Regions from separate parts of the Mus musculus genome. Here all the other regions are linked to region 1. The links are chromatin loops, found by intact Hi-C in ENCODE. Cell type or tissue: gastrocnemius. All regions are shown on one strand.

Region 1 (8,000 bases):
GGGGCCAGTCAGATCCTCTGGAGCTGAAGTTACAGGCAATTGAGGGCTTACCATTGTGGATGCTGGATCTGCCAGAAGATTGCACTCTTAACCACGGAACCATCTATCTCTCCAGCTTCAGTTTACTAAATAGTACAAAAGAAGAAGGAGAAGAAGAAGAAAACGAAAAGGAAGAAGCAGCAGCTAAACATGGTGGTTCATGCTCATAATCTCAGCTCTTAGACGACTGAGGCAGGATTATTTGGAGGAGCTCAAGGCCCGCATGGGCTGCAGTGTGAGACTGTTTCAAAATCAAACCAGCTCAGGATGTGGCTTAGTTGGTGGAGTACTTGCCTTTTGCCCAGAATGCCCTGGCAAGAGAGCCATACATACAACCTATACACGTAACCAATCCCAGGACATAGGAGGTGAAGGCAGGAGGATCCAGGTTATTTCTTCCTTCCTTCCTTTTTTTTTTTTTTTTTTTTTTTTTTTTTTTACTTCAGTTTTTTGAGACAGGGTTTCTCTGTGTAGCTCTGGTTGTCCTGGAACTCACTCTATAGACCAGGCTGGCCTTGAACTCAGAAATCCACCTGCCTCTGCCTCCCAAGTGCTGGGATTAAAGGCGTGCGCCACCACTGCTGGGAAATCAAGGTTATTTTTGCTATATAATGAATTTAAAGCCAGCCTGAGTACACTGATAACCTGTCTCAAAAACAAAGGTTTGGTTTTGTTTTATCTTTTGTTTTGTTTTTTGTTCTTGTTGTTGTTGTTGAGGGGCTGGAGAGATAAGTTAGCAGTTATGAGCACTGGTTGCTCCTCCAAAGGACCTGTATTAGTTCCCAACCAACCCCCACATGGTGACTCATGTGCCCTGTGACTCCAGTTTCAGGCCATTCAACATTCTTCTAGTATCCTCAGGCATTTCATGCATGTAGTGTACAGACATACATGCAAGCCAAAATATTCAATGCACATAAGAAAATACAAATAAATAAATGTTTTTTAAAAAAAAAGGAGAAAAACAACACTATTTGAAGGTCCTAGGAAGGGGCTGGAGAGATGGCTCGGCTCAGCTGTTAAAAGCACTAATTGCTCTTCCAGAGATCCTAAGTTCAATTCCCAGCAACCAGATGGTGGCTCACAACCATCTGTAAAGGGATGTGATACCCTGTTCTGGTATGTCTAAAGACAGCTACAGTCATATACCTAAAATAAATAAATAATTCTTAAAAAGAAAAAAAAATAAAGGTACTGGGTAATTGTCAGAAAGGACAATTGGAAGGGAAATAAAAATAACCCTCAGTTAATAAATATATTAAAGTTAAGGAAAATAAGAGTGAAACTGGGTGAATAGTCAAATGGAGACTAGACTGGTTAGCAAGAAATAGTTTAGAAATTCCTTGTGTTAAAAAGAGATCCAGGTTTCTGAGTTTGAGGCCAGCCTGGTCTACAAAGTGAGTTCCAGGACAGCCAGGGCTACAGAGAAACCCTGTCTCGAAAAAAAAACCAAAAGGAAGAGAGAGAGAGAGAGAGAGAGAGAGAGAGGAGAGAGAGAGAGAGGAGAGAGAGAGAGAGGAGAGAGAGAGAATCGATGAATCTATCCAGGGGGGCTAGAGAGATGGCTCAGTGGTTAAGAGCACTGACTGCTCTTCCAGAAGTCCTGAGTTCAATTCCCAGCAACCACATGGTGGCTCACAACCATCTGTAATGGGATCTGACGCCCTCTTCTGGTGTGTCTGAAGACAGCTACAGTAAATAAATCTTTAAAAAGTCAAAACAAGCCGGGCTTGGTGGCGCACACCTTTTTTTTTTTTTTTGAGACAGGGTTTCTCTATATAGCCCTGGCTGTCCCAGAACTCACTTTGTAGACCAGGCTGGCCTTGAACTCAGAAATCCGCCTGCCTCTGCCTCCCGAGTGCTGGGATTAAAGGCGTGGCCACCACGCCCGGCATCTCTTTGTATTTTATTGACAAGAATTTTAGGATTAAGGAGGTGTGATTTTAGCAGTGGTGGCACACACCTTTAATCCCAGCACTCGGGAGGCAGAGGCAGGCAAGTGAATTTCTGAGTTCCGGGGCCAGCCTGGTCTACAGAGTGAGTTCCAGGACAGCTAGGACTACACAGAGAAACCCTGTCTTGAAAAAAACCAAAAACCAAAAAAAAAAAAAAAAAAAAAAAAAGTCAAAACAAAACAGGGAAACTAAAACAAAAACAGCAGAACTACGCAGTCCATCACCTGCAGCTTGTGTAATTACTCAGGGCTGGAGAGAGAGCTCAGGGGTCAAGAGCACTGGCTGCTCTCCTAGAGTGAACCAAGTTCAAGTCCCAGCAACCACATGTGGCTTATAACTCTCTCTAACTCCAGTTCCGGGGCCTCTAGTGCCCTCTTCTCACCTCTGCAGGCACCAGGCACACACACATGGTTCATAGAACAGACATAGGAACAAACCCCTCAGACAGATAAAGTAAACAAATACAATTTATAAGTAATTGAAAGTTGCTGAGACTAAGTTCAAATTTTTAGTGATTGGTAAGTTTCACTAAGGAGCTTAAATGTATTTCTTTTTTCTTTCTTTCTTTCTCTCTTTCTTTCTTTCTTTCTTTCTTTCTTTCTTTCTTTCTTTCTTTCTCTTTTTTATTTTATGTATAATATAAAACCAGAAGAGGGCATCAGATCTCATTACAGATGGTTGTGAGCCATCATGTGGTTGCTGGGAATTGAACTCAGGACCTCTGGAAGAGCAGTCAGTGCTCTTAACCACTGAGCCATCTCTCCAGCCCTTAAATGTATTTCTAAAATGGAGACACTTGGAAGGACTTTAAGAAAACTGAACAGTGTCATGTGGATGTAGAAAGTGTACTTGGAGACTGAAACATGAATTTGTCTAGGAGAATTTGGTGAAGACTTCTTTTTTTCTTTTGAGACAGTCTCTTTATGTATCCCTGGTTGTCTTAGCACTTACAATATAGCCCAGGCTGGTGTCAAATTCACAGAGATCCACTTGCTTCTGCCTTCCAAGTACTGGGATTAAAAGACTGCAACACCAAGTCCAGCAGACTTTGAAAATTATTAAAAACTTCTGAGACCAGGTAGAGTGGCACACATTTGTAATCCCAGTGCTTGAAATTCAGAGGAAGATCAGAAGTTCAAGACCAGCCTGAGCTACAGCCCATGTCAAAAACAAAATGTAAACTTCTTGAAATAATTTAGTTGGAGATTATGACGGTTTATCTCAGGCAGTGGCTGTAAGAAGAGGAAAGAAGCTGGGTGGTGGTGGTGCATGCCTTTAGTCCCAGCACTTGGGAGGCAGAGGCAGGCGGGTTTCTGAGTTCGAGGCCAGCCTGGTCTACAAAGTGAGTTCCGGGACAGCCAGGGTTACACAGAGAAACCCTGTCTGAAACAAAACAAAACAAAACAAAACAAAACAAAAAAGTTGTTCTACACGTAAAGCTCAGAAAGGCATGTAGTATGGTATTTCCTTGGTTGTTGATCTGTTTATGGAGATGAACCATTGACTTAGCTAAGATTTCTGTGCTCAGTTTTGCATCCTCAGCATGCACTCAGTGAATGGTTTTGCTAAAGGTTGTCTTAATGAATTAGGAAACACATACTACAGAAAGCAGTTTAGAGGATCTCTGGCATAGCAAGACTCCTAGGAGAGTGCTGAGAAAGGACATGGTCAGAACAGATTCCCATTCTGTCCCTGACCCTCAGGAGGTCCCCAGGCTGCATATGCCCTAGTGAGTTTCCCGCCTCCAGAAGCAAGCTGAGCACTCCCACCACACAGACACACAGACACACACACAGACACAGACAGACAGACAGACAGACAGACAGACAGACACACACACACACACACACACACACACACACACACACAGCACCCACCCACCCTCAGGACCCCTAAGCCACGCCCTCTCGGGAAAGTGTGGGCAGCAGTTGTGCCAGCGGCCCGCCCCGCCCCGCCCCGCCCAGTCTCACGCAGCCCTCGCCAGGGGGCGCAGCTCTCGCACGTCTGTCGCCTGCACACGCCCCCTGTGCCCCGGGCGCACGCGGGTCGGAGCTCCCCTGCCTGGGCTGCTCTCCCAGAGACTTGCGCGCCCGCCATGGCCCTGGACCGGTTGGGGAGGCCCTACGAGTGAGGGCAATCATGGAGGAGGAGGCGCGGCCGGCGGCGGGGGCCGGCGAAGCGGCGACCCCTGCACGCGAGACGCCTCCTGCGGCTCCGGCCCAGGCCCGCGCGGCCTCAGGTGGGGTGCCGGAGTCTGCGCCCGAGCCGAAGAGGCGGCAGCTCGGGACGCTGCTGCAGCCGACGGTCAACAAGTTCTCTCTCCGGGTCTTCGGCAGCCACAAAGCAGTAGAAATCGAGCAGGAGAGGGTGAAGTCCGCCGGGGCCTGGATCATCCACCCCTACAGCGACTTCCGGTACGGGGGGCTCAACGGGGAGAGCGAGGGACACCAGTGCTACCGGCCGGGTGGAGTCACCTCCCCCAACCCAGCCTGGGAATTCCTAGGCGGGTTTCCCCGAGGTCCTCAGTGTTTTGTCAGGTTAGGGAAGCATAAGGGACAGCGAACATCAGGTAATCTCCGAGGACTTAGTGCACCCAATGCAGGAACCTCAATGACCACAGAGAGCATCGGAGTTTGGAAACCTTGCCTCTTTTCAGTACTGTTTTCTGGGGATGTGGGAAATTATATCATGCCCCAAAGCTTGGAGACCTGAGGAAGAAGCCTAGTTCCACTCTCTACCACGCTTTAACCACACACCGAGCACTTGCCCAGTTCAGTAGAACAGATCAGGGACGCTGGGAACGCTGGAGAAGAACAGGGGTCAGTCGGGTCCACAGCTCTGTTTGCTGTCCGTGGTGCTGAAGGCGGAATGCGGCTGGGCGGGGCGGGTACTCAGAAAGATTGGGAAGGAAAGCAGGGGCTCAGCCACCGCCCAGGTGTTTCCCGGAGAGAAAAGGGACAGAGAACTGGGATGTAGCCATTTCACTGTCCCCTTCAGGCTGTACGTCTACATCAAGGTCGCTAGGGGAGAAAATCAGCCCTGCCCTTGGGGACAGTGAAGGACAGCTTTCAGTTGAAGAAATGAGGTGTGTCTCTGGAGCTTGGAAACACAATCGGAGGCCCAGACAGTATCTTCCATTCTCAAACATTCACTCCCTGTAAATAGTCCCCTATTCTGCGTTGTTCTTTCCAGTCCTCTTTATTCTTTCGCTCTCACCTGCCTATCTGTTCTCCAGCAGATCCCCTCCCCTCCCCCAGTTCACCCTCAGACATATCCCCAGAAGCCATATCCCCCTCAGAGTTGTGTTGCTTCGCAGTCCTCTACCACATCACCCGCTGGGCTTGTGACTGCCTGTGAGTCAGGCTGTGAAGATGCTCTGATGGCGCGGCCAACCTTTCCTCCTCTCTCCCAGTGTCTCACAGTGCAAGATTTCTCCTCTGCAGCTGTGGAAGGGGAGGAAGAAACATCAGGGGTTTGTTGCTGAGTGAAAACATTCAAGTCTGAGGGGCATTCGGGGGTGGGTCTGGACTTGGGAACTAACAAGCTTTTTTGGAGGTTGAGAGGATTGATTTTTGCAATCAGAATCAGAAGGGACTGTGTTTAGGACTTACGCTGGGATTAGCCCTGAAACCGTCATGTGTGCTCCAGTGTTTTTTGTTTTTTGTTTTTTTCCTCTGAATGTTGTCCCCTGCTCCCCTCCTGACCTCATATCTACAGTTTCTTCTGAGGCAATGTAGCTTGTCCTTGCGCATCTTAGCACAGGTAGCCTGGAGGAGGGAAGGGGTGCATAGCTCAAGCCTCGATGCCTTGGGATCTCCCAGGGAATCCTCTATGTGCATAGCCCATCTGTGGAGGGGGATGGGCATCCCTGAAAGGCCCAGTTTAAATGAGTACAGGGTAGCCTCTTCCCGTCCCCACCCCCACCAAGGATGGCAGTTCCTCACCTACAGGAAATCATCATTCCTGTTCTCATGTTGGAGTGGGGATGATAGAGAAGGGAAGGACAGCCTAGACTAGAAATAGAGACCTGGAGACGGGAAAAGAATTTCCAGAAGTCTGGAGATAAAGAGATAAAGAGTGTATGCACCATAGCAACAGCTACAGTGTAGACAGCACTGCTGAGCCTGACAGCCCAGTGAGGTCAGCGCAGGCTCCCTAGTTTTAGAAAATTACAAAACAACCTTGGTGCTAGTATATGTGTGTGTGTGTGTGTGTGTGTCTGTGTGTGTGTGTGTGTGTGTGTGTGTGCGCGCATGTGAGTGTGTGTGCATAGGTGTGTTTGTAGCTGTGCTCACATTTACTTTTTGAAAAAAATGAGATTTATTGTATGGGTATGAATGTTTTGCCTGCATATAAGTCTGTGCATTATGTGCATGCAGTGGCTGAGGAGGTCAGATCCCCCGGCACTGGATTAACGGATGGTTGTAAGCTGGCATATGGGTGCTGGGCACTGAAACTGGGACTTCGGCAAGAGCAGCGAGTGCCTTTAACTGCTCTCCAGCCTGTGCGCGTGTGGGGTTTTGCTTTTGTTTGTTTGGCTTTTGTTTTGGTATGTTTGTTGTTGTTGCTATTTGTTTTGTTTTTTGTTTTGTTTGAGACATGGTTTCTCTGTGTAGCCCTGGCTGTCCTGGAACTCACTTTGTAGACCAGGCTGGCTTTGGACTCAGAGATCCACCTGCCTCTGCCTCCCAAGCGGTAGGATCACAAGTGTGCACCACCACCATCCGGCTTAATCTCACAATCTTCTCTCAAATCCACTATTCTCACTTTTCATGGGTGGGTGAGATGTGCGAGGGACTGAAGCTAGATCTTCAGACACGCCAGGTGCACAGTTTGCCTCTGAACTGCATCTTTATTCCTGCATTCTATTCTGTGGTACTGAATCTGCCAACAGGCCTGACCATGTAAGCTTAGTTCCTGGGACCCACGTGGTGGAAGGGGAGAACTGATTCCTACAAGCCGTCCTCTGACCTTCATATGTGTGCTGTGGCATGCATACATGTACACGCGTGTGCACGCACACACACTAACATATCGCTATGTATTTGACTTCCTCATTCTCAGTGGGGAAGGAAGAGGAAGAACCTCTCTGTGCTTTTTTTCTTTTTTGCTGATCTTCTTTTTCTGCTTTCTCCTTTTTCCTTTCTCTTTTCATTTAGAGGTTTTAGTTATTCGCCTCCTTGGTCCTTTGGGCCATCGTTTTTTGTCTCTTGATTCTAACTTGTAAATAAAGAAAATAGTATTGAACAATAAGAATAATTTTGCCATAAAGTAACAATAAAATAGAAAGGGGCCGGGGCGGTAGGATAGCCTAGCAGCTAAAGGTGTTTGCTGCACAGACCCAGGAATCCGAATTCAGCCACTGGAGCAGAGAAAGGAGCGTACAGGTCGCACTCTGACTTCCATATGCATCACATACGATGGACACACACAATAATAATAATAATAATAATAATAATAATAATAAATAATAAGTAAAATAGAAAGGCTTAAAAATGTTTCATCACTTTTCTGTGTCCATTTTAGAGCTTTGTGTACATGGAATCATCTGATTTGTACCATTGTGTGTGTCTCTCTTTCTTTCTCTCTCTCTCTCTCTCTCTCTCTCTCTTAAAGAATTATTTATTTATTTTATGTATGTGAGTACATTGTCTCTCTTCAGACACACCAGAAGAGGGCACCATGTGGTTACTGGGAATTGAATTCAGGATCTCTGGTAGAGCACCAGTGCTCTTACCCACTGAGCCATCTCTTCAGCCCACCATTGTGTCTCTTGCTTCTTTTGCTAAATGCTAAAATGTCAGACTCAGGGGCTGGAGAGAAAGCTCAGTGGTTAACAACACTCTCTGCTCACTCCTGCTGACTAGTGTTCATGGTACTGAAAGGTACCCTTCATGCTACCAGAAGAGAAAGGTAACTGCCAGCCCAGCTATAAATCCTGTGCTCTACAGTGATGGCTGCCTGCCTACACGATACATTGGTGCAATAGCAGCACGAAGGTTGTGG
Region 2 (8,000 bases), 71 kb after region 1:
AAGAATCGGTGTATTCTGGGCCCTATTCTTTTTCAAGCATCGCACCCCCATATTCTGGGCCCCACTCTTTTTTCAAGCTTCGCAGCCCCACAAAGATCAGAGTACAACTGCATTCTCTGATGACCCTCCTTTCTCCGTTCCCTGGAGGTTATGTTCAGCTCCACCTGCAAATACTGCAGTGGGAACTAATGGCCTGTCCGTGGTGATTTGAATCTCATTTAAATATCTCCCAAAGCAGCCAGATCCTTCCCAGGCCTGTTCTAGTCCTCAGTCACCTCCAGTGCCCTTACCCGTGATCTAGGTTTCAACCACCCCTGTTTTCTAGGTCTGCATCTACACTGTCAGGTAGGTGGATGTGAGACGCTGGATCCTCTTGGTTCTCTGAAAGCCATACGTCGTCCTCCCTCGGCACCATGCTGTCCCCTCAGCGGGCTTTACTCTGCAACCTCAATCACATCCATCTCCAGCATGTCTCCCTAGGCCTGCACTTGTCCCGCCGTCCTGAACTACGAGAGGGGCCTCTGAGCACACCCCCGCCCCCGGGAGACACCGGGGGCAAGGAAAGCAGGGGGCCCTGCAGCGGGACCCTTGTGGATGCCAACTCCAACAGTCCAGCTGTGCCCTGTAGATGCTGCCAGGAGCACGGGTCCAGCATAGAAAATCAGCAGGACCCTTCCCAGGAGGAAGAGGCTGTTTCCCCTTCAGATCCAGGATGCTCTTCCTCTCTCAGCTCCTGCTCAGACCTTAGCCCTGATGAGTCTCCAGTGTCAGTCTACTCGCGAGACCTGCCTGGTAATGAGGATGCAAACCCTCAGCCTAGCACCTTGGAGCTGGGCTCTCCTCTGGCTCCAGCGGGCCCTAGCACCTGCTCTCCAGACAGTTTCTGTTGCTCTCCTGATTCTTGCTCTGGAATATCTTCTCCACCTGGACCTGACCTGGACTCGAACTGCAACGCCCTGACCACCTGCCAGGACCTACCTTCCCCAGGCTTGGAGGAAGAGGAAGACAGTGGGGAACAGGATCTTGCTACCTCTGAGCTCTCAGAGACCGAAGATGGGAGAATCGACGCAGGGAAAGCAGAGCCCAGTTGGAAAATTAACCCCATTTGGAAAATTGACACAGAGAAAACTGAAGCTGGGTGGAAAACCATCGAGGACAGTGACTCTGGTCGGAAAACAGACGAAAATACAAACTCGAGCTTAAAAACGGAATCTGGGAAATTGGCTTCTTGTTTGAACACCAATTCTGGTTCGAAAATAGATGCAGGGAAAACTGATGGGGGATGGAGAGGTGACGTCAGCCAGGAGCCGGTGCCCCATCGGACAATCACGTCCTTCCATGAGCTGGCCCAGAAGCGCAAGCGGGGTCCAGGGCTGCCCCTTGTGCCGCAGGCCAAGAAAGATCGCAGCGACTGGCTCATAGTCTTCTCGCCCGACACTGAGCTCCCGCCGACTGGGTCCTTGGGAGGTTCTTTGGCACCTCCCCGAGAAGTCACCACCTTCAAGGAACTCCGGTCGAGAAGCCGAGCCCAGCCTCCGCCAGTCCCGCCCCGGGACCCCCCGGCTGGGTGGGCTTTGGTCCCGCCTCGACCGCCTCCCCCACCCGTCCCTCCGCGGAGGAAGAAAAATCGACTTGGGCTGCAGCCTATTGCAGAGGGGCTGTCGGAGGAGGGCAGGGCGGCCAGCCCCCGGGCTGGTGAGGAGGCATCCGCCTCGCAGGAGCCGGAGGAACCGCGCGCGCACGCCGTGGGTAAGAAGCGCGGACCCGCAGGAGGGCGGGTCCTGAGCCCGCCCCTGGTCCCCTCCTTCTGCAGTGTCCTTCCCGCCCCATCTCCAGGGCGCGCTCTGGGAAAGGGAAACTGGGTGGATCTTGGAGTGAAGGGACTAACTCTTTGCTCCTCTCTTTCCCGCCCCTCCTTGCCTGGCTGCCGGCCGCACTGCCCTCCCCCTCTGCACCTGGCCCCGCCAATCCCGCCTGCAGCCGGTCCCTCGCTATTCCCTCGGCCCCCGGTTTTCCGGTTCTCGGCCGACGGGCGCCCCCTGTTGGAGGGTGGGGGCGCGGGCGCACCCGGGTCCCTGCTCTTTACGCCTCTGACCGGGTGGTCCAATTCCCGGCTCCGGCTGCTGGGGGCAGCGAGTCCCCCGGAGGAGCAGCTCCTGCCTGTGCGCCTATCCCCAGTGGGAGCTTATTCTCCTCCCACTCGGGGGGCCTTGCCTTGCCTGGCCAGCCCCGAACTGGCACTGCTGCTATCCCCGCTCTTTCCCAGAAGTAGCACCTTCCCCGCCGCGGCGCCCCTACCCCGCCAGGTTCCCGCCCCCCCGCTGCCAACACCACCGTGTCCGCCGACCGCCCCTCGCTGGACCAGAAGGCCACCACCTCCGCCCAGGCAACGTAAGACGGACCCGGGCCAGCCCCGCGGGCCGCGCCTCGGCTCGCTGTCCTTCCAGTACTGGGCCAACCTTTATCTGGGGGTGCCTGGCTAGGTGCAGGCTCCTAGCGGGCTCATTAGTCCCGGGGAGCCTGGCCTTGCTGGGGGTGAGGAGCGTGACTGCTCCCCTCGCTGCACAGCGGGCTCCACCTGGTCTGCCCAGCTTAAGAGGTCCATTGTTAGGGACCTGGAGTCACACCCTCTGTGGAATTCCTCCGCTAGGGAAGTTCTTGGCCTCGGTGGTTTGGACCTATTGTCCCCTCCCAGGAGATTCTAGCCACATCCCCTCCATTAGCCCCGCCGCAAGTAGGGTGAAGCTAGAGCCTAGCATTGACAAGGTGCAAGGTGACTACGTGGGTTCTCCAAGACTCCCCACCCTTTCCCGTCTGTCTGTCTTTTCATTGGTCGAGGCTCCCACGTGCTCGGTGTGGGTGCAGCCCTCGGTTTCCTCGCCCAGTCATCTTCCTTCTTAAAGGCCCAGCTAGCTGGTCGGTGTGGCTCCCCGACTAACCAGAGAGGAAGGGCAATGGGAACTGAGGTGGGGGCGGCGAGGGCCGGGGTTTGCTCTACGCCCTAAGTGGCTATGTTCTTTCTTTCCCCCTGACTCTCAAACTATGAAACCAAGGGAGCCGACGTCCTCTGTGTAACCCTTGGCAAATAAGCGTCATCGCGTCCTTCTTCTGTCACTTAGTGCGCAGTTCCTGGTCGTTTGCCGGTGTTCCCGGGGCTCAGCGGCTGTGGATGGCAGAAGCCCAGAGTGGGACTGGCCAGCTGCAGGAGCAGAAGAAAGGTAGTTACCCTTCCCGCCTTCTGAATGAGCCTTGGTTTATAGCTATCCACCCCAAACCCCGGTTGAAACCAGGGGCTTTGATGTGTCTTCCTTCCATCTCCACCCAGGTCTCCTGATAGCTGTCAGCGCTTCAGTGGACAAAATCATCTCGCATTTTGGGGCTGCTAGGAACTTGGTTCAGAAGGTGAGTTGGTTTGAGGGAGGATGTTGGAAGATTTAATGTAGTGAGGGGGAAGTGGAAAGACTCCGGAACACTTGGCTAGCCACGCCTCTGGACCCTCTTGCTTTGCACTTTGCACATTACGCGCTGTTCCCAGGCTCAATTGGGGGATAGCCGACTGAGCCCAGATGTGGGGCATCTGGTATTGACCACCCTCTGCCCGGCCCTCCATGCTTTGGTGGCTGATGGGCTGAAGCCATTCCGGAAGGACCTCATCACTGGACAGCGGAGGAGCAGCCCTTGGAGTGTGGTGGAGGCATCTGTGAAACCAGGTGAGCCACAAGGGAGTGGGATCCGACGGGAGCAGGGCCCGGACCTGGCTGACCCTTGCCCCCATCCTCAGGTTCCTGCACACATTCGATGGGATCTCTGTACAGCCAGGTCAGCCGACTGGCCCCTCTGAGTAGCAGCCGCAGCCGCTTCCACGCCTTCATCCTGGGCCTCCTCAAGTGAGTGTGGCCCTTCCCCCACTGCTCTGCTGACTTCGGAAGCACCAGCATATCATGGCTAGGACACAGTAGTGGAAGCTGTTTCTAGAGACCTCCCCTCGCCCTCATTCTCCACCTCTTCCCTGAATTTACCACCTCTCCTCTCTCCTCCAGCACCAAACAGTTGGAACTGTGGTTTTCCAGCCTCCAGGAGGATGCAGGTCAGAAGCTGGGACGGGAGGGCATGGTACTGCGGGGCAAGGAGAGGACAGGCTTTCTGTGAGGTCAGAATACACATCTAGGGGAAGAGTATGAGAAGAGACTCAGCCCAGGCTCTGTAGCCCTTCATATTTTTCCACTTGAGGTCTTCCTTGCCTTGGGGCCATCTCTTATTCCCTACACCTGGAATAGGTCCCTTCCCCTTCTTGCTTCCTCATAGCTTTCAATTCTCCTGTGGGTCTCTTCCTCAGCAAGAGTCCAGCTCTACCCTGAAAGGCAGGTCCCCACCCCTGTGTGTGTTCCCAGGCCTTTCCCTTTCTAGCCTATACAATGTCTCAGTTAACAGCACTAACTGGACAAGTCTCCCTCCGGAGGCAATGGTTCCACACGGGCAGAGAGATAACTGTCAGTCCTGTAGCCCAACTCCTCTGGCCTCCGTTGGGTACCCAGAGTGAGAGGTCTGAAAGATGTTTGCGGACACTGGAATTGGTGCAGGAGCTGGTCCGGGGCTGATGTTGGCTGCTCTTTTCCAGGCCTACTGTCCCTCTTGTATCTGCCCACCGGATTCTTCTCCCTGGCTCGTGGTAGCTGTCCATCCCTGGCTACAGAGCTGCTGCTTCTGCTGCAGCCACTGTCGGTGCTCACCTTCCACCTGGACCTGCTCTTTGAGCACCACCACCACCTACCCGTGGGCCTGCAGCAGGCTCCTGCCCCTTCATGCCCCCCTCCCGCCCTCCAGCAGACTATGCAGGCTGTGCTGCACTGGGGGGAACGTTTGGCTCAGAGTCTCCGAGGGACTTCAGGGGAGAGCACTACAGACTCTTCAACCCCTTCAGCACGCCCTCCAGCAGGCAGTTGGTGGGATCAGCTGACCCAGGCTTCTCGGGTCTATGCCTCTGGAGGCACTGAGGGCTTCCCTCTTCTCCGGTGGGGACCCAGGCGTCATGGAACTACAGCTGAGGCGGCACAGGAGGCACCTCCGCCCACGGAACAAACCACACCAGGCAGAAGCGTGTGGTTGGGGCGGCTATTTGGTGTGCCTGGGTGCCCCTCAGAAACTGAGAGTGGCGCCTTCAAGTCTAGGTATGTACACACGTGCGTTTTGTCCCTTTTCTGACCTTCCGGTATCATCAGCGCCCCCCAGTGGCCAGTCATTCAGGATCCTTTCAATAATAGGCAGGCGGTTGGTTTTTGTAGCCATGGGCTTTAATGGTTACATTCACAAATGATTACATTTTAGTGGCTACATGCAGTTCCTGATTTCAAGCTGAGTGGTGGTGGTGACGCCTTTTAATTTTTTTTTTTTTTGACCGAACATCACATTGGCTGCTTCTGAAACATACCAGGAACAGACCTTCATAGAGGAACAGTCCCTCTCTCTAGAAAGCTACTACCCCAACCACCCATTCAGCTAACTCCTTCACTTCCTTACAGTTCGACCTTGATTTAAGAATGAGGTCTTCTCTAGCCAGGCGGTGGAGGCACACGCCTTTAATCCTATTGAAGGCAGAGGCCGGCAGATGTCTGAGTATGAAGCCAGCCTGGTCTATAGAGTGAGTTCCAAGACAGCCAAGGCTACACAGAGAAACCCTGCCTTGAAAAACAAAAAACCAAACCAAACCAAAGTTCTTGATTTCACAGCTTGGCTTTTAGAGCTGAAAATATTTATCTCACTCTTTAGAAGAAGAAAAAAAAGATATCTCTGACCCCCGTGGAGCCTCCTCAGTGACGTCTGGGGACTTTGGCTCTGACTCCACACCTATGTAGACCCTGATGGATCAATCCATAGACCTTATAGCTGCCACTCTGCCCTCGGCTCTGATGTTCCCCTGTGTGCCACTTGGAGGATTCTTGGGTCCTTCTTCTGGGGTGGTTTGGCTTTGGTGACCTGCATTCTTCCCTCTAGGAGACCATCCAGCTGGTTGCCCCCAACAGTAAGTGTGCTGGCTCTGGTGAAGAGGGGGACACCTCCTGAGACTCCTCCTGAGGCGCTTGTGAGCTCACCAGGCAGCGTGGTGCAGGCTGACAGGTAAGGGCTGGGAGAAGCTCTTGGGTGTTGTCTCCATAGTGTGGGCAGGAGGCAGTGGGAAAGGCTTGGTTTCTTCCCTGCCCGTCACGGCTGGGGCACTAATTTCTTTGACCCTTAGCTTCTTTCTCTGGAAAAGAAGACGCTGGTTGTGGTTGCAGTTGGGAGCCTGACACAGCAGGGTCTTGAGTTCTGGGCCAGTTGTGGCTGCTGCACAAATGTGGTGCACAGGACATGTATGCAGGCAAAACACAGTGCACATAAAAAATAAGCACATGAAAAACTTTTTAAAAATGTATTTATTTACTTTATGTATGTAAGTACACTGTTGCTCTCTTCAGACACACCAGATGAGAGAGCATCAGATCCCATTACAGATGGTTGTGAGCCACCATGTGGTTGCTGGGATTTGAACTCAGGACCTCCAGAAGAACAGTCGGTGCTCTTAACCACTGAGCCATCTCTCCAGCCCCCAAAATCTGTTTTTTTTTGAGACAGAGTTTCATTATGTAGACCACGATGGCTTTAACTCATAGAAATTCATCTGCATTGCTAAAGAAATATTATGCAGTCAGATTTATTTATTTATTTATTTATTTATTTATTTACTTGAGACAAGGTTTTCTTGTATAGCTTTGGCTGTCCTGGTACTTGCTTTGTAGACCAGGCTTGAACTCAGAGAGATCTGCCTACCTTTGCTGGGACTAAAAATGTGTGGTACCAAACTCTGGTTTCTTTTTTATACAGGGTTTGTTTATGTAGCCTAAAGTGGCCTTCAATTCAGTATGTCTCATACACAGTATGTGCTGGTGTTAATGGTGTGCACTACCATGCCTGCTTAGACTTCTATTTTAAGGCTCTGTTTCTTCTGGGTATTTTCAGTCCATTTGAAAAAAGCTTTTTTTTTTTAAAGATTTATTATTATAATTAAGTACACTGTAGCTGTCTTCAGACACAGCAGAAGAAGGCGTCAGATCTCATTACAGGTGGTTGTGAGCCACCATGTGGTTGCTGGGATTTAAACTCAGGACCTTCAGTAGAGCAGTCAGTGCTCTTACCTGCTGAGCCAATCTCTACATTCCCCCTGAATTGAGCTTTTTAAATTATTTGTATTTATTTGGGAGGCAGGGTCATACTATGTAGCTTAGGTTGCTGGAACGTGGAGACCTGAGTGCTGGCATTACTGGTATGTGCTGTCACACCTCACCTGAATTAAGTTTTGGACAGTCATCTACTCAGGCACTTCTTTGTGCCAGGCATTATGCCAAGGACAGAACAAATATGACCCCATTTTGTTCGTACCCCACTTTTAAGAAGCACATAGTCCACTGGAGATGAGGGTGGCTGGCACGTCAGACAAGCCTGGCCACACATAGTGGTATGTCTGTAGCCTGGCTAGGAGCAGACAAGGGAGCTGCAAGCCTTTGGAACCCCTGGGATCCGTGGCTTGGGGCTCAGGTGTTTTCAGTATTGGTTCTGGCATGTGTCTGGTAGGGAAAGTGGAAGTCACAGTGAGGGGGACTTAAGTGTGGAGAGTGGAACTGTGGCACCTGAAGGATGGATCAGCCAGTCAGCCAGCCAAGGACCCAGCATGTCATTCTGAGGCAGTGACAACGCTTGAAGGGGCTAGAGTCTGAGGATGGGACACTTCGTTATGCTTCAGGAAGATCTGTGACTGGCAAGTGGAGAGGGGAGGGGAAACCAAGAGAAGGTCTTGGAGATAAACGATGCCATGTAGCGAGCGCCCCAGAGAAGCTAGAGTTCCAAATCAGGGCAACGGTTGTCCAGCTGAAGAGCACAGAGGAGATGAGGGACGGATTGCCAAGAACAGAAGAGTGGGTGCTTCCCCCCCCACCCCCGCCCCAATCAGGAAGGCCATCTTATTTGCA
Region 3 (8,000 bases), 61 kb after region 1:
TGAGATAACCATCTTAATTTATTCTTTTCCATTTGCAAAGCCAGTGGTTGACAGCTCTTCTCTTCTTGCACAGACTTGGCATCCTGGCAGTTAATTGGGTATTACCATGAGTTTGTTTCATGACTATTTTTGTTACCCTGGCTTGTCTGTTTCTTATGTTGTTACTGTCCAAAGGAGCTCTAAAGAAAACTCCATTTCCTCAAATTCTGACCAAAACTAGCATTCGTTAGGAACTTGTGAAACCGGTTCCCCTTTACCAAAGGGGTTACCCTTACATGGGCAGCAGAAGGGACAAAAATTATGCCGGCCTCCAGGCTCCCCCAGTATATCCAGGCTCTCACAGTATATCACATGTTCCTGGCTCTTCTCAGCTCCCCCATTATCCTAAACGTCTCTATCTCAGGAGCTTCTCTTCCCTCACTTCACATTCTTATAACCTCGGCTATGCTGTTTTGGCCCTCCCTTAAGCTCCCTACCTTCTCTTATGCATGGTCTAGTCCCCTCTGCGAGCCATGTTCAATCTACTATTTTCTCACTCTGTGAGTTGAAGTTTAGCCAGGTCTACAGTGAGAGTTCCAGGACAGCCAGGGCTACATGGAGAAACCTTGCAGAATAAACCAATGTGTAAAGTTTATCTTGTCTAGACCCTTCAACCTTTTAGTCCGGAGTGGTAGTGGTCTCTTTCTTTGGGACAATGAAACTTATTTCTAATACTTCAAGGACAAGTCCATTAATGTCTGAGGTGGTTTGTAGTTTCAGGTCTCTTTTCTGATCGCGATGGGGTTTGGGGTGGAGTAAAAAGGAGTCAACGTGGTGGGCTGGCAAACTGTGAGGCCGAAAGTTCTAACATCTGCTTTGAGTTTTTACCTTTTTGCTTCAAGGGCGCCAAAGTACCTGGGGGAAAGGTGTTGTTTTCTCTCATATAGTCATATAGTCTTCCAAGTAGCCTAAAACTCATTACACGACCCATATTGGTTTTAACTCTTTTTTTTTTTTTTCCCTCCAGCCCCACCCCATGGCTTTAACTCTTGATCTTATTGCCTCACCCCTTCTAAGGGCTGGAAAAATGAGCGACTTCACCTAACTAGAATCAAAGATGTAAGAAGTGATTTGCTAGAGTTGGAAATAGGAAGCTGCAAGGCTGGTTATTCCGGGATCTTAGAAACACTGTCAACCAGAAGCACTGGAAGAACTATAGCTAGGAATTAGATAGCCAATTTCCCAGGCTTTCGGTATGGGTGTACCGACACCGCCGACCGCCTAGTGGGCTGATGGTCCGCGCGCCACCCTTTCATTGGCCAGCCGTCACAAGGCCCATGCTCACACGAGGTAATTTAGCCAATCAGCGAACTAGGCCACACCCACCCTGAGACACAAGTCTGAGTTTCTTGCCGCCTAGTCCGTGGCATGCCGGGAGTCGTAGTTTTATATTTATGTTCTGCCTCCTGAGCCTGGAGACTGGGAACTACAACTCCCAGAGTGCTGAGCGGATGCACGCTCAGCTTTTAGGTGTAAGCCGCAAACATCTTGGACCCCGGGAGAATCCGCGTTGAAGAACAGGTGAGAGCTATTGTTGGGGCTGGAGCTGAGGTTTACCCGTGTCTCGGATCGGGTGAAGCTCCGAGGCACTAAAGGACCAGTCCGTGTTGGAGTTACGGGGCTTGGGGTCGGTGGGCCAGAATGAACGGTTTGCTTGTGCCTTCGTGAATTTCTAAACGCTGGCGTCTTCCTCAAGTCTTCCGTACGCCAGGCCTTTAGTTTACTCTTGTGAGTCCTCCCACGCCCACCTGTTGCTCGGAGGCCGGCTGCGGTTAGCACCAGTGCCGGGACAGATGACAAGCGCACAGCACCTTCGGCTCCAGTCCCCTCATTGGGACTATCTAAGAGCTTCCCTCTCTTTCCCCTACATCCGGACTCCTGGGTTCCAGCTTTGGCTCTTCGTCAGCTCAGCTCTCTTACATTCACTGAACCTCAGTTCGGTGTCTCCATTAACATTGTGACTTAAGGACCTTGCATCCCGTAATTCCCGTAATACAATGTTCCGAATTGTAGTGAACGCAACCTTGGAAGTAGAAAGTGTTCAGTTTTAGCCATTTTCGGTTTAAGTGAAGATCTATTGGATCTCAGTCACTCCGACAAACTTTTCATTTCCTGTGTGTTTTTTATGTAATTCTTGAGTTTAGAAGCGGGGTGGGGCGTTCTAATGCAGGAGGTAACAAGCTTGGCTTGGGGGATACCTTAGGTAACTGCTACCAAGCATCTGCCTTCGGTGCTTGCTCCTGCAGGGAGTGCTTGGTGCCCCCACCCCCATGCACACCCAGGATGCCCCTGTCCTGCTGGCTGAGATCTCTGGGGGTCTTCCTGCTGCCAGCCCCCTGCTGGGCACCCCGGGAGAGGTGGCTTGGTTTCCTACAACGACCCTCCCTGGCATATGGGTGTCCAGTCCTGGGGGCCTGGCACAGTGCCCGCTGGTGGTGCCAAGTGTGGACAGAGGAGCCTCGGTGAGTGTGGTTGGGGTGTGGGGCTTCGGGGAGGGAAGCACCCGAGCCACCCTCTCATTTGTTTGTGTGTGTGTTTTTTTTTCCCTCAGAGCATTTAGCTCCTCTGTCAGAATGAATGGGAACCAGAAATTGGATGCTTATAACCAAGAAAAGCAGAATTTCATCCAGCACTTCTCCCAGATCGTCAAGGTGCTGACTGAGAAGGAGCTGGGACACCCAGAGATAGGGGATGCTATTGCCCGGCTCAAGGAGGTGAGGCATTCAGGACTGAAGAAGCTGGTAGAGGTGTGGATTCATGAGGGGTTTCGATAAGAGCGAAGTGACTACCTGGGTCTCTGGAGTAGATGGGTCTCTGCTGCACTTCAGCCCTCCTCGGGGATGTTTGGCTCCATGACTTTTGACCATCCAGAGAGCCTTGCTTGAGAGTAGCCTTGGACCTAGTAAAGTTTGATTTCATGCCCTGAAACTATGATAGGATCTTAGTAGATACCATGAGGCTGTTGGCACTGAGGCCTGAGGGAAGTTATTGTATTGTTAGAAAGACTGTTCTACTGGAGTTACCTATTTCCTTCCAGTGTTTATTTTCTTAAGACAGAGTTTCATGTTTTTTAAGCCCACATGGCCTCAGACACACAAACCCCACCTCAGCCTTCTGTGTGCTATGTCAGTGACAGTACCACCGTGCCTGGATTGGGAAGTCTTTTAAAGACAGACATTTTTATTTTCACTTTTTGGACATTTGACGATTTGCCTGCGTGTATGTATGTGTGAGGATGGTTGTGAGCTGCCATGTGAATGCTGGGACTCAAACCCAGGTCCTCCCGAGGGGCAGTGCTTTTCATTGCTGAGCCATCTCTGTAGCCTGGGGAGTTCTTACTTTATAAATGTTGTCTCATCTCTGAGGAAAAAAAACTAAGAGGAGAGTTTTCTTTGTCTATGCTGTGTCGGTATTAAAGAGCTAGCTCCTTAGTTAGTTAGCAGGAAGCACAGTTGAGAAGGCCCCAGGAGGAGGACATTGGAGGGGTCAGAAATAGCCCTGAACCTTGCTGTCCCTTCAAAGCCTTCTTTTGCCTAACTTTGGAGAAGCCTCGTTTTTTCTTTTGTTTGTTTTCCGTAGCCAGGGTTGGCTAGAACCTATTATGTATCTGAGGCTAGCCTCAGACTCATGCAGTCTGCCTGCCTGCTTCCATCTTCTGAGTACTGAGATGATAGGTGTCAGTCATCCCTCCACACCAGGGCCCTTGTCTTCAACACAGGCTTGTTGGCAGGTGTCCCAGTCCTCCACTTGGGGGAAGTCTTGGGTGTATGTTATATAGCAGGTACTTGGGTGCCACAGCCCATAGGATGTTGGAGAGGGAATGAAGAGGGGAGTGATCCAGGGGCTCTCCAAGGGGGAGTTGGGGTTCAAAGAGGGAGAAGGGAAAAAAATCTCTTCAGGTCCCTGCTGTGTGGACCCTGATGTCTTCTCATCCTGCCTCAGGTCCTAGAGTACAATGCCTTAGGAGGCAAGTACAACCGGGGTTTGACCGTGGTACAAGCCTTCCAGGAGCTGGTGGAGCCGAAGAAACAGGATGCTGAGAGTCTTCAGCGGGCCCTGACAGTGGGCTGGTGTGTAGAACTGGTAAGAGCGGGCCAGAGGAGCAGAGGGTCCTGCAGTTGGGTTCCTTGATGAGGAGACTAAGCTTATTTCTTGCTTGTGTTGGTGTTTCTGTGTCTCTTGTGTGCTGTAGTCACATTTAGGCAGTGTGAATCACTTCAGGGACTGACAGGTGGGCACAGAGAATTTTCAGAAATATTAACCTTAAATCTCACCAGATGGTGGTGGTGGCGGCCCACGCCTTTGGTCTCATCACTGGGAGCAGAGGGAAGTGGATCTTTTTGAGTTCTAGGCTAGCCTGATTTACAGAGTAGGTTCTAGGACAGCCAGAGCTACTCAAGAAACTTTTGTTTCAAATAACAGAAACCTTAAACTTCCTAAACTTAAAAAAAAAAAAAAAAAAAAAAGAAAAGGAAAGAAGTAGTTTTACCAGCTTGGCCGGTAAGCGCATTAGCTATCGGAGCAGAAGAGCCAAATTGGGATGCCAGGGCCGTGTGACAATCCAGCTGTGGCAGTGAACACAATCTGCATGGTAGGTAGAGGCAGGAGGCTGGCTGGGCTGCCTGGCTCAGTGAGAGCCTGTTTGAAGGGAACGCATTGCTGTGACAGGCGAGACACCTGCATCTTCCTTAGGCTTCTGCTCCCTGGGCTCATGCTTACACTGATAAGCACACATCTGTGTGGTAGCTGGGACACGTGTGTAATACATACGGCCACCTAGTGCTGGGCACGGAGACAGGCAGGTCCCCAGAGCTTGCTGGCAAGCTAGGTTAGCCAGTCAGTCAGTGCCAGGCTCAGGCTCAGTGAAAGAAGGTTTGTCTCCAAAAAAGGAGGTGGAGAGTGTGGAGGACACCTGACTCATGTATGTGCTCAGTCCAGACACCCGTGTGAACACGTGTGACACAGACACATGCACACAGGACTCAGAGCAGCGGCTCTGTCAGTGCCAGGCAGACAGTAACACTTGTGTTCAGTTGTGTTCAGTTCCTCAATATCCATATAACAGCTGTGTGCATCTGTAATACCCTTCCTGGGGTGGGGAGAGATACAGGTCCCTGGAGCACAATTGTTGGCCAGTCTGATGCAGTTTCAGTGATAGACCCTGTCTCAAAAGGATAAGGTAGAAAGGCTGGAGAGATGGGTCAGTAGTTAAAAGGCACCGGGGTTCAATGGCTAGTACCCATATGATGCCTCACAACCGTGTGTAACTTCAGACCGAGGGAATCTGATACCCTCCCTGCCCTCGGCGGCCACCAGGCATGCACATGATTCGCAGACACTTGCAGACCAACACCAGTGCGTATAGAAGAGTGCTCGGTTTGGTAGCATGTGAACTGAAATTGGAACAATGCAGAAAAGATTAGCATGGCCCCTTTGCAAGGATGACAAGAGATGAAATGTTCATTCTCTTTTTTTCCTTTCTAGCTTTTCATTTCTATCAAATGTGTGAAAATACATAAAGATTGGTACCAAAAATATGATATACAAAATTTACAAAATGAGAAAGACATCTCAGAGAACCCCACCCCCACCCCAAATGAGGAAGGCATCCAATGTTGACCTCTGACCTCCACATGAATGCATCTGTAACACATGTGCACACAACACACACATACAAACATCTTTGACATGTTCACTTACAGAAATGATTTTCCGGAGCCAAGTGAAAGCTGCTTCCCTAAGATAGTGGATGTGCCCCCACCCCATGGCTCTAACTTGTTTCAGACCTGGCTCTTGAATGACTGTGACTTTTTTTTTTTCTGGGTAGGTGAGGGGTTTCCAAAGTTTTCATGAAGCTCAGGGTCTTGTCTATTATAAACACTCTCTTATCCCTTAACTACATCGCTGCCCTTTGGTTTTGGTTTTTGGTTTTTCAAGATAGGGTTTCTCTGTATAGCCCTGGCTGTCCTGGAACTTACTTTGTTGACCAGGCTGGCCTCGAACTCAGAACCACCTGCCTCTGCCTTCCAAGTGCTGGGATTAGAGGTGAGCTCCATCAGTGCCTGGCTGTTTTGTTTTCGAGACAGATTTTCACTGTGTACAGCTCATACATACTCAAGATCACCTTGCTTCAGCCTTCCGAGTGCTGGGATTATAGGTGTGTGCCATCACACATACTGACTTACAGTTTGTGGTGTTTGGATGATGTAATGATAGACTTCTGTTGAGAATCATAGGGATGACAGGGTGAGTCAATAAAAGTTCTGGAGCCCTGAGTTTGATCCCTAGCGCCCATGTACGAAGATGCATACTGACTCCCAAAAGTCACCCTCTGAACTCACTGCATGCTGTGGCATGCGAGCATCCACACCGAGGCACACCTCCCTCACCCCTGATCAGTGGAGGGCTGGTACTGTTCTAGTGGGTAAAGTGAGTTCTATCCCAGAACCCAGGGAAAGACGGAAACGGCAAAACAACTCCTAGAAGTTGTCCTCTGACTTCCACTTGTGTGCTGTGGTGTGTACATACAATAATAGAAGCCCTTGCACACAATAATAATAGAAGTTTGTTAAAAGAGAAAAAAGTGCTTAATTTTGTTGTGGAGGTCAAAAGCCTTCCCTACTGTATGTGAAGCCCCGAGTCCCATCCTCAGCACCTTTAACACAGTAAAGCCAGGTCGTTCAGTTAAAGCACTTGCTGTGTGACAAATGTGTAGCCTGACTGGAGCGGGAGGTGGTTCAGTGTTCAGGAGGTGGGCTGAGGACCCTGAGGTTGAGGCCAGCCTGGCCTTTATAGTGAGGTTGTCTCAAGGAAACAACCCAGAAGTGTCATGGGTGTTGTCTTCCATCTCCTTAACGGCGAGCTCTTGGGAGGCACCACTCTGAGGTCAGGGCTAGGCTCTGGGGATATCAAGTGAGTCCTTTGCTGAGATGAAGAGCATTTGCCGGCAGGCAAAGTGGCTCAGTTGGTAGCATGGAGTCTTGGGGTCATTGCCCAGCTGTGTACAGAAGCAGGCACTGCAGCAGACAGCTGTGATCTCAGCACCTGGGTCGTAGAGGTAAGGGCAGAAGTGCAGGTCCTTGGCCATGTAAGGAGCTAGGCTCTCTCCAAAGGGAAAAGCCATTTAGCCAGGGGGGTGCTCCTGGAAGTGTGACCGTCAGCCCATCACTGCGGGGAGTCAGGGTGGCAGTTAGTGCAGATGCCATGCATGCCGGATGATGGTGACTGGTTTGTTCCCATAGCTTGCTGAGTCTGCTCCCTCATACACCCCAGCACTGCCCGCCCAGAGGTGGGCAGCACTCACTGGGAAAATGCCTCACAGTCTTGCCCATGCCAATCTGGTGTGCGCATTTTTTAAGTTGAGAGTCCCTCTTTCCAAATAGCTGTAGCTTGTGTCAAGTTGACCTTAAACTCACCAACACAGTCACTTACTGGGGTAGAAATTCACTGATGCTTTGGAGAAGAGGGAGCCACATGAAGTTGTTTTACACTCTCCTGCTACCGGGGACTCTAGAGCCTGTTAGAGGTGCCAGAGGTGTGTTTTAGTTCATTAGCCTGAAAAAAAAAGGATGCCTACGTGGTATCGAGAGGAGGTCTCCACAGCCAACCCTTCTACCCAGTGTACAGCAGTGTTCAGAGCAGCAGCTGTCTCTGAGAGAGAGCTCCTCCTAGAGCCCTTCAGTCTTACCCTGTTCCTCTCCTAGCTCCAGGCTTTCTTCCTTGTGTCAGATGACATCATGGACTCTTCCCTCACTCGCCGGGGACAGATCTGCTGGTATCAGAAGGTAAGGCACGCAGGAAAGTAGCAATGGGTGTGGTAGACAGGCCATAGGAGAGGTGGTTGGGGTGTCTGCTGTGATGGTTTGAATCTGGCCAGCAGTAACTTGTTTCACACTGTTCCTAACAGCCAGGCATAGGCTTGGATGCCATCAACGACGCTCTGCTTCTGGAAGCCTCCATCT

What was found. Peaks named below come from ENCODE experiments on the same cell type or tissue, not always from the same donor. Only the 100,000 strongest peaks of a DNase experiment are listed, where the experiment ranks them.
Region 2: it touches region 1 in a loop (9-fold over the local background); 20 of 42 quality-filtered maps call a loop at or near these places.
Region 3: it touches region 1 in a loop (2.4-fold over the local background); 20 of 42 quality-filtered maps call a loop at or near these places.

The regions. Positions count from the first base shown.
Region 1 is chr3:89,156,193-89,164,192 of GRCm38, reverse strand. Hcn3 (hyperpolarization-activated, cyclic nucleotide-gated K+ 3) reads left to right here and starts at 4,036. Exons shown (of 8, transcript NM_008227.1): 1 at 4,036-4,408. The coding sequence starts at 4,134. In gastrocnemius, a CTCF peak has its summit at 3,987; a DNase peak (open chromatin) is centred at 4,014; H3K4me3 peaks cover 1,127 bases; H3K27ac peaks cover 299 bases.
Region 2 is chr3:89,084,887-89,092,886 of GRCm38, reverse strand. It overlaps Rusc1 (RUN and SH3 domain containing 1), which reads left to right. Exons shown (of 11, transcript NM_028188.2): 2 at 326-1,749; 3 at 1,981-2,391; 4 at 3,120-3,218; 5 at 3,326-3,402; 6 at 3,536-3,710; 7 at 3,782-3,887; 8 at 4,041-4,087; 9 at 4,619-5,168; 10 at 5,992-6,114. The coding sequence starts at 414. Among named protein-coding and RNA genes, the nearest start is that of Rusc1, 4.5 kb to the left of the region's middle. In gastrocnemius, a CTCF peak has its summit at 5,233 (motif pointing left); DNase peaks (open chromatin) are centred at 2,556, 2,832, 3,705, 5,216 and 4 more places; H3K4me3 peaks cover 4,105 bases; H3K27ac peaks cover 3,437 bases.
Region 3 is chr3:89,095,422-89,103,421 of GRCm38, reverse strand. It overlaps Fdps (farnesyl diphosphate synthetase), which reads left to right and starts at 1,455. Exons shown (of 10, transcript NM_134469.4): 1 at 1,455-1,560; 2 at 2,591-2,753; 3 at 3,982-4,122; 4 at 7,743-7,823; 5 at 7,946-8,000. The coding sequence starts at 2,613. Gm22935 (a small nuclear RNA gene) reads left to right here and starts at 5,409; the gene lies at 5,409-5,512. In gastrocnemius, a CTCF peak has its summit at 1,265; DNase peaks (open chromatin) are centred at 1,360, 1,765, 2,410 and 3,771; H3K4me3 peaks cover 2,102 bases; H3K27ac peaks cover 1,100 bases.